Linked DNA regions of Mus musculus: regions 1 and 3 are each linked to region 2. A link is a loop called in an ENCODE intact Hi-C map of the cell type or tissue named here. Cell type or tissue: heart. All regions are shown on one strand. Region 1 overlaps Rnf123 (ring finger protein 123). Region 2 holds the start of Rbm5 (RNA binding motif protein 5). Region 3 overlaps Rbm6 (RNA binding motif protein 6).

Evidence for each region. Peaks named below come from ENCODE experiments on the same cell type or tissue, not always from the same donor. Only the 100,000 strongest peaks of a DNase experiment are listed, where the experiment ranks them.
Region 1: a loop joins it to region 2, with 2.3 times the contacts of the local background. A loop is called at or near these places in 2 of 42 quality-filtered maps.
Region 3: a loop joins it to region 2, with 2.0 times the contacts of the local background. A loop is called at or near these places in 3 of 42 quality-filtered maps.

The regions. Positions count from the first base shown.
Region 1 is chr9:108,064,594-108,067,093 of GRCm38, reverse strand. It overlaps Rnf123 (ring finger protein 123), which reads left to right. Exons shown (of 39, transcript NM_032543.2): 18 at 178-239; 19 at 400-471; 20 at 689-809; 21 at 1,307-1,408. Among named protein-coding and RNA genes, the nearest start is that of Amigo3, 13 kb to the right of the region's middle. In heart, a CTCF peak has its summit at 1,463 (motif pointing right); a DNase peak (open chromatin) is centred at 1,523.
Region 2 is chr9:107,769,955-107,772,454 of GRCm38, reverse strand. Rbm5 (RNA binding motif protein 5) reads left to right here and starts at 1,453. Exons shown (of 25, transcript NM_148930.3): 1 at 1,453-1,570. In heart, no CTCF peak of the experiment used is centred here; a DNase peak (open chromatin) is centred at 1,434; H3K4me3 peaks cover 1,705 bases; H3K27ac peaks cover 1,904 bases.
Region 3 is chr9:107,851,348-107,853,847 of GRCm38, reverse strand. It overlaps Rbm6 (RNA binding motif protein 6), which reads left to right. Exons shown (of 21, transcript NM_011251.3): 3 at 445-1,723. Among named protein-coding and RNA genes, the nearest start is that of Rbm6, 20 kb to the left of the region's middle. In heart, no CTCF peak of the experiment used is centred here; no DNase peak of the experiment used is centred here.

The sequences.
Region 1 (2,500 bases), 290 kb before region 2:
TCAGCCCCCTGCCTCAGGCCTTGGGTAGGGAGATGGATTTGTGTGTATACGTAAGAGGAACAGTTGGCAACCATACCTAGGGTAGGCTTGGGGTACCCAGGTGCTGGAGGTCTGACAAAATTTCTGCCTGCTACCTGTCCTGGGAGCCTAAGGGCCATATTCCTTTTCCCATCCCAGTGGTGGAAGAACTGCAGGTCCAGATCCTGAAGCTGCTGTTGGACAATAAAGATGACAATGGGGTAAGTGACCTAAGACACCTATGTGGGTCTGCGGCTTGGAGGTATGCAGTTTGGGGCTCTGAGCCCAGATAGCAGGGCGGGTTTATGTTCCTGTGGCAGGGCGCAGGGTAAGGTGCGGAATCCTCAGCTCAGCTCAGCCTTGTTTTCCCATCCCTTGAAGGGTGAAGCTTCTAGGTACATCTTTCTGACAAAATTCCGAAAGTTCCTGCAGGAGAATGCCAGCGGCCGGGGGGTAGGTACCCTCCAGGGTGGCTCCTGTGGGCTCCTGGCTGGGTTGCAGGGCTGCAGCCTGGGCATCCGCCACCTCAGCCTGCCACACACCTGTCTGTCTCACCTGCCTCTGTCCTCTGCTGCCTTTCCCTCCTGGGATCCTAGGGCATGTCCTTGAATGAGGAGTGAGCTGGGCTCTGGGATGGCACCAGAACATGTTTTCTGTCATATGCCCCTAGAACACACCCGTGCTCTGCCCCCCTGAGTACATGGTCTGCTTCCTACACCGGCTGGTGTCTGCCTTGCGCTTCTATTGGGATGAATACAAAGCTTCCAACCCCCGTGCTTCCTTCAGTGAGGGTAAGAAACAGCAGACCCGGGTTGGCAAGGCTGGGTTGAAGCAGCCTGGGGGAGCCCCTGGGGTTGTAGAGAGGTGAGCTGGTTGTGGGGGCTACTGGGCCTTCTGCCCAGTTAAGTCCATTTCAAGAGCCCCACACTCAGGGGCCTTGGGCCTCCATTGTCCAGGCTTCGCTCCTCAGACCTGGTACCCAGATCTCTGTGCAGTCCTTTGTACAACTGCCTTGATTGGGTTACTGGGGCTCCTGTGTTTGGGCATACAGTGTCCCCAGGAGTCAGTAGGAGACAGGATATTCACTCTGGGTTGGAGGATGTCTCATGGTTTGTCCTTCTGTTCTCTTGAGTAACCAGCTGCCAAGAATTCCCTCCACCCCAAGTTCTACAGTTGTTGGCATTAACCTAAAACACAAGGAGTGGGAGAGCCAAGGAGGCCTGGGCTAGAGGGAAGCATATGGCTCTGAGAGCTCTCCTGCTGAGTCTCCATCCCTGACTCCTTGCAGAGGCTTACATCCCGCCCCAGATCTTCTATAATGGCAAGGTGGACTACTTTGACCTTCAGCGCCTTGGGGGCCTCCTCTCACACCTTCGAAAGACCCTTAAAGGTGAGTGGAGGCTGGGTAGGAGCACTCTCTGAGTCTCCTGTGCTGTGGTGCTGAGCCATCCTGTGTCCACCAGAGGGTGCCCAAGACTCTCTTAACTGTTGAGACAGGGTGACCTGCTAGGCTGTATCTGATCTCCTGTTTAGCCAGCAGTGCCTTCCTCGGGCACAAGAGACTGGCTCGGCATGCCCTGATGGAATAGATATGTCAGCACAGGATTAGGATCCTGTAAGGGGAGTTGAGTGCTGTCTGAGCAGCCTTCACTGATGAACACAGTTCACTTCCAGTGCAAAGAGCCTGTGGTACTGTGAACTCAAGGGCAAGAATGGCAAATATAGGCAGGTTGTGATGGCACACACTGTTAATCCCAGCACTCAGGAGGGTAGAGGCAGGAAGATCTCCATTAGTTCAAGGCCAACCTGGTCTACATAGTGAGTTCCAGGTCAGCCAGGACTATATAGTGAGACCCTTACTTTAAAAAGCAACGCACAGGGCCTGAGAGTTGGCTCAGCAATTGTGAGCACTTGTTACTGTTGCAGAGGGCCAGGTTTGCTTCCTCCCACATAGCAGCTCACAATGCATCTCCAGTGTCAGGGAACTCAGCACCTTCTGATCTCTGTGCCATTGGGCATGCACGCCGTGCATGTACAGGAAACACTCATACAAGTAAAAGGATAAAATCCAAAAACACTGTGTTAAAAATTAGCAACAACGAGCCAGGCGTGGTGGCTCACGCCTTTAATCCCAGCACTTGGGAGGCAGAGGCAGGCGGATTTCTGAGTTCGAGGCCAGCCTGGTCTACAGAGTGAGTTCCAGGACAGCCAGGGCTACACAGAGAAACCCTGTCTCGAAAAAAAACAAAAAACAAAAAAAACCAAAACAAACAAAAAAAAATTAGCAACAACAAAACTCGGAAGCATCCCACTGTGGCCTACAGACAGGCTGAGAGGTCAAGTCTGAGGCAGGACACTGGGGAGAGAGGCCAGTCTGAGGCTTTTACAGGCCACACAAGGTGCAAACCATCCACGGACAGCTTTGGAAGTCTGAGGCTGGGGAGTCTTATGTTATGAGAAGCTCCCTCTAGCTGCTGAGGTG
Region 2 (2,500 bases):
TAGTCCATCTACTCACAAAAACAATTCTACTCAACAGACAGACACAATTGAGAGGATGCCATTCATCCCTGGATGGAATCTGTCTAGGGATAGGGGAGTAGCTTTTGAGTTTAAAATTGAATTGGCAGCATGGTGGCTCACCTTTAATCCCAGCAACCAGTGAGTGAGTTCTTTATATCACCCTGGCTTTCCTGGAACTCACCTTTTTAGACCAGGCTGGCCTTGAACTCAGAGATCCAATTACCTCTGGGATTATAGGCATGGATCACCACACCCTGCTATAAGTGGTTTCTATGATCTGCAGACAAATGTATATTTTCTGCGGTTAAGTGTGTTATATATACTCAACCATAATTGGGCATATCTTAACATTTACATAATTGTATACTGAGAATACATAGATACAAAAGAAAGATGTTGAGTATGTGTTCCTTCAGCTGTGTTATCAGGCATTTCTAGCCAGTTTCAGTCACCCTAATTCCTGCACACCGTTATTCTTATCAGACTTGTAATCCCAGAAGGAGGTGAAAACTGGAGGGTCAGAAACAGTCCCACACTAAGGAGATGGATCTTGGTCAGTCTACATTGTGAATTCCAGGCTAACCAGAACTATAGAGACCCTTTCTAAAGAAAACAAAAGGGAGGGAAGGGAAGAAAAATTAAAAAAAAAAATGAGGGAAATCTGCTCCCTAATAACTACATATGCAGAGGACAAGTTATGGCAACTGGATGACAATATCTCCACAAAAAGCAGAGAGAGGGGGGGGGGGAACCTCTAGGGTTTTGTCTGTTTTGTTGGATTTTTTTTTTTAATGTGTAGTTGGGTGATGATTTGGTTTGAATTTGGGCTGCTTTGCATTTACTTATTGTTGGTGTATTTGAACACACATCCATGTTTGCCACATCAGAAGACTACTCTCATGCGTGGTTCTCTTTCCATCCTGTGAATTGCAGGGATGGAACTCAGGGTTTTAGGCTTGGCAGTAAGCCTTACCTGATGAGGCTATCTCACAGGCTTGGTTTTATTGTTGTTTTGTTTGCTTGTGGCAGGGTCTTACAACAAAATATCCCTATTGTTCTGGAGTTCATATTCTAGTGCTGGCATGGCTTCTGAAAACAAGCTAGTTCAGTTTCCAGTTTACCGAATTATTAGCTCTGTATGTTTGTAAAACGACTAGGGAAGTAATCCGTAGTATGCCTTCTCTACGAACTGGATTATACGTTTTACAGTGTGTCAAGCGCTGGTAAAGTTCACATCCGGGTTCTCAGAAGCTGAATGGCAGCTTTGTCATGGAGCAGATGAAATACGCAAAAAAATTAACGCAGGGTATAGTGACAGGCTGCCTGGGCGACCACACTTCCCGGCAGCCCTCGCGCAGACCGGCACCCTCGCTGATTGGACGCCTCTGGAGAGGCGGGTAGGATGGGAGGTGGGGGAAGGTCGACGCGCGAGGGACTGTGGGTAGGAGAAGACGGTCGGTGGAGACGCCATTTTGTGGAGCGGCCGAACCTTGTAGGAGGTTCTGGGGCGCAGAGCCGCTACTGCTCCTGCTTTGTTCCCTCTGTGGGGGTGAGTGCGGCTGCCGTCCATTACACCCCAGTGATTTTGCAATTGGTGCTGTCCCTTAAGTCTGCCTGTCAGCCGCCAGAGGTGACCGCTCAGCCGAGTCTTTGAAGAGACTAAACTAAGCAAGCGCTTGAGGGCCGCGCCCCTCCTCGCCTCTGGCTCTGCTGGCTTTCATAGGTTGCCCCCTAGCCCGGTCCTCGACCCGCCTCTTTGGAGTTGTTTGTCTCTTGCTGGGACGTTGTCCCGAATCCCCTGTCGTGCGGAGCTGTGGAGCGCCTGGCAGTCTCTTAAGCCATCATCGCCCTGAGTCTCCAACTGAATCTCGCTGTGCGAAAGGTGGTTGGGAATGGGTGTGGGGAGGGATGGATGGAAGATAAGAAAGATGGACTGAATGCCGGATTCAGTTGCGCCGCCATCTCGGCTGCGATACCCCGCGGAGGTGGGCATGGGCAACCTCCCTGGGAGGTGGGTGCGGGCATCTCGGGCGAAAACAAGGGACAGCCGTAGCCGTTCGACCCCGGAACTTGACCCACTAGATGTCTCTTATTTTTTAAGTCAACGAATGTTTGTTAAGTGCTTGCTTTAAAAGACCAGATTCTAGAAATGGCAGTAACTATAGTTTCTGGGACATCACAGGCATCATAGCTGTGTGATGTTTTATTACGGCCAATCGGCCGGGGAAAGGCTGTGGGTCACTCGGTGGCCTGTTGTCGATCAGGGCTGGTCCAAGACATAGGTGTTATTGATACACAGATATTAAGCCGAGTCAAGGTTTGGTCTTGTCTTACTGAAATAAATTGAGATCAGGCGATGTGTTATATATGTAAATTTCAATCAGATCAGCATTCCAGCTTCTAAGTTTTTGTCAGAAAAATTTGAGATCGTGTTACAATTTTAGTGTTGAATTTTATATTAACGAAGACAGTTGGATGA
Region 3 (2,500 bases), 81 kb before region 2:
AGAAAAACCAAACAACCAAACAGAAAATTGCACTGATTACCCCTGACTCCACATGTGTAGTAATTGTCATAATGACCTTGGAATTTTAAGTTCCTTGGCTGTAGAAACTGGGAATTTTTGTAGTATGTTACCTTTGTTAGCTTATCTGGTATTGCGGATTTTCCCTGTTGCAGGACTGGGTGAAAGCTTTTTCTGCAGCAGTCATGTTGAAAACCTTGTGTTGACTTACCTCGTGTTCTGAAATGGGAGCATAAAAGTTTACTCGGACACCTCATCTTAAAATAGCAAAACTTGCTGTTTTCTGCAGATCTAGGACCTTGTTACAGAACTCTGCCCCCCAAAATATGTTTACAGAAGAATATGCTGTGATTAGAGAAGAATATGCTGGTGTGTAGATTTCAAACTCTCTGGACAATATGAATAACCCTGTCTTTGTTTCTACAGTGGGAGCCAAGAAGAAAGGTTTGCTCCCGGGTGGAACAGGGATTATCCTCCTCCTCCCCTTAAGAGTCATGCTCAAGAGAGACACTCTGGCAACTTTCCTGGCAGAGATTCACTTCCCTTTGATTTCCAGGGGCATTCAGGACCTCCCTTTGCAAATGTAGAGGAGCATTCTTTCAGCTATGGAGGTAGAGATGGACCACATGGTGACTATCAAGGAGGGGAGGGACCTGGACACGATTTCAGAGGGGGAGATTTTTCATCTTCGGATTTCCAGAGTAGAGATTCAGCACAGTTGGACTTCAGGAACAGGGACATACATTCTGGGGATTTTCGGGATAGAGAAGGACCACCTATGGACTACAGGGGTGGAGATGGTACTCCTATGGATTATAGAGGTAGGGAGACACCTCATATGAATTATAGAGACAGGGATTCTCATACTGTTGACTTTAGAAGTAGAGATGTCCCTCCAACTGACTTTAGGGGGCGGGGCACATATGATTTAGATTTTAGAGGCCGAGAGGGATCCCATTCAGATTTTAGGGGAAGAGATTTATCAGATTTGGATTTTAGATCCAGAGATCAGTCTCGTTCTGATTTTAGGAACAGAGATGTATCTGATTTGGACTTCAGGGATAAAGATGGAACACAGGTGGACTTTAGAGGCCGAGGTTCAGCTACTACTGATCTAGACTTTAGGAACAGGGATACACCACATTCGGATTTCAGAGGTAGACATCGTACTAGGACTTACCAAGATTTTCGGGGCAGAGAGGTAGGACCTTGTATGGAATTTAAAGATAGGGAGATGCCTCCTATGGATCCAAAAGTTTTGGATTACATTCAGCCTTCTCCACAAGAGAGAGAACATTCTGGTATGAATATGAACAAGAGAGAAGAATCCATACATGACCATGCAATGGAAAGACCTGCTTTTGGTGTTCAGAAGGGAGAATTTGAGCATTCAGAAACAAGAGAAGGAGAAACACAAAGTGGAACTTTTGAACATGAATCTCAATCAGACTTTCAAAACAGCCAAAGTCCAGTTCAAGAACAAGATAAGCCAAAGCTTTCTGGAGGTGAACAACAGAGTTCAGATGCTGGTCTGTTTAAAGAAGAAGGTGATTTGGACTTTCTTGGCCAACAAGACACTGATTACAGAAGCATTGAATACTGTGATGTGGATCACAGGTTGCCAGGAAACCAGATTTTTGGCTATGGCCAGAGCAAGTCATTTTCTCAGGGCAAAATGTCCAGAGATGCCCAACAAGACCTTCAGGTATGTTGATGAGGTGATTCATAATCCTTTTGTCAAGGTTGAAGTATAGAATAGAAGATGTTTAGTCACTAAAGCCTTCTTATACAACCACGCAAAAGGAAATTCTGTAATTGAGAGTAGAATATAGGAGTTTAAACATCTAAAAAAGGCCCTTGGCTCAGAACATGTTTTCGATGTGTGTTTGTTTAATCATTCTTTTGCTTTATTGTGCTTGTTTAAATGTCCTGTGTTAAATTGATTTCAAATGATCAATCTTTGGGGAGTGGCTCTTAATACTATTGCAGTCCCTGTGATTTAGGATTTATTTCCTTATTTATGTTCATTTAGAGAATACTTAGTATTTTTTGCAGTCATGAGGATATGATGATGTTAATGTTTTATACACGTTTCCTCTTATAGCTAGCTTACTCAGCTTAAAGGTTAAGTTTCTTGAATATAAGCAAGTACAGTTATATTTGCAATTTAATTATGAAAATTATCTTAAAATAGATTTTACCCATCTCCACTTAGGTTTCCTATGTGATTTTTTTTTTTTTTTTTTTTTAAAGACAGGGTTTCTCTGTGTAACCTTGGTTGTCCTGGAACTCACTCTGTAAAACAGGCTGGCCTTGAACTCAGATCTACCTCTCTCTGACTCCCAGGTGCTGGGATTAAAGGCATGAGCCAACACCTGTTTTTTTTATTTTTTGTTTTTTTTTTTTTTTTAAAGATTTATTTATTTTATTTATATGAGTATACTACTGCTCTCTTCAGACATGCCAGAAGAGGGCATTAGAT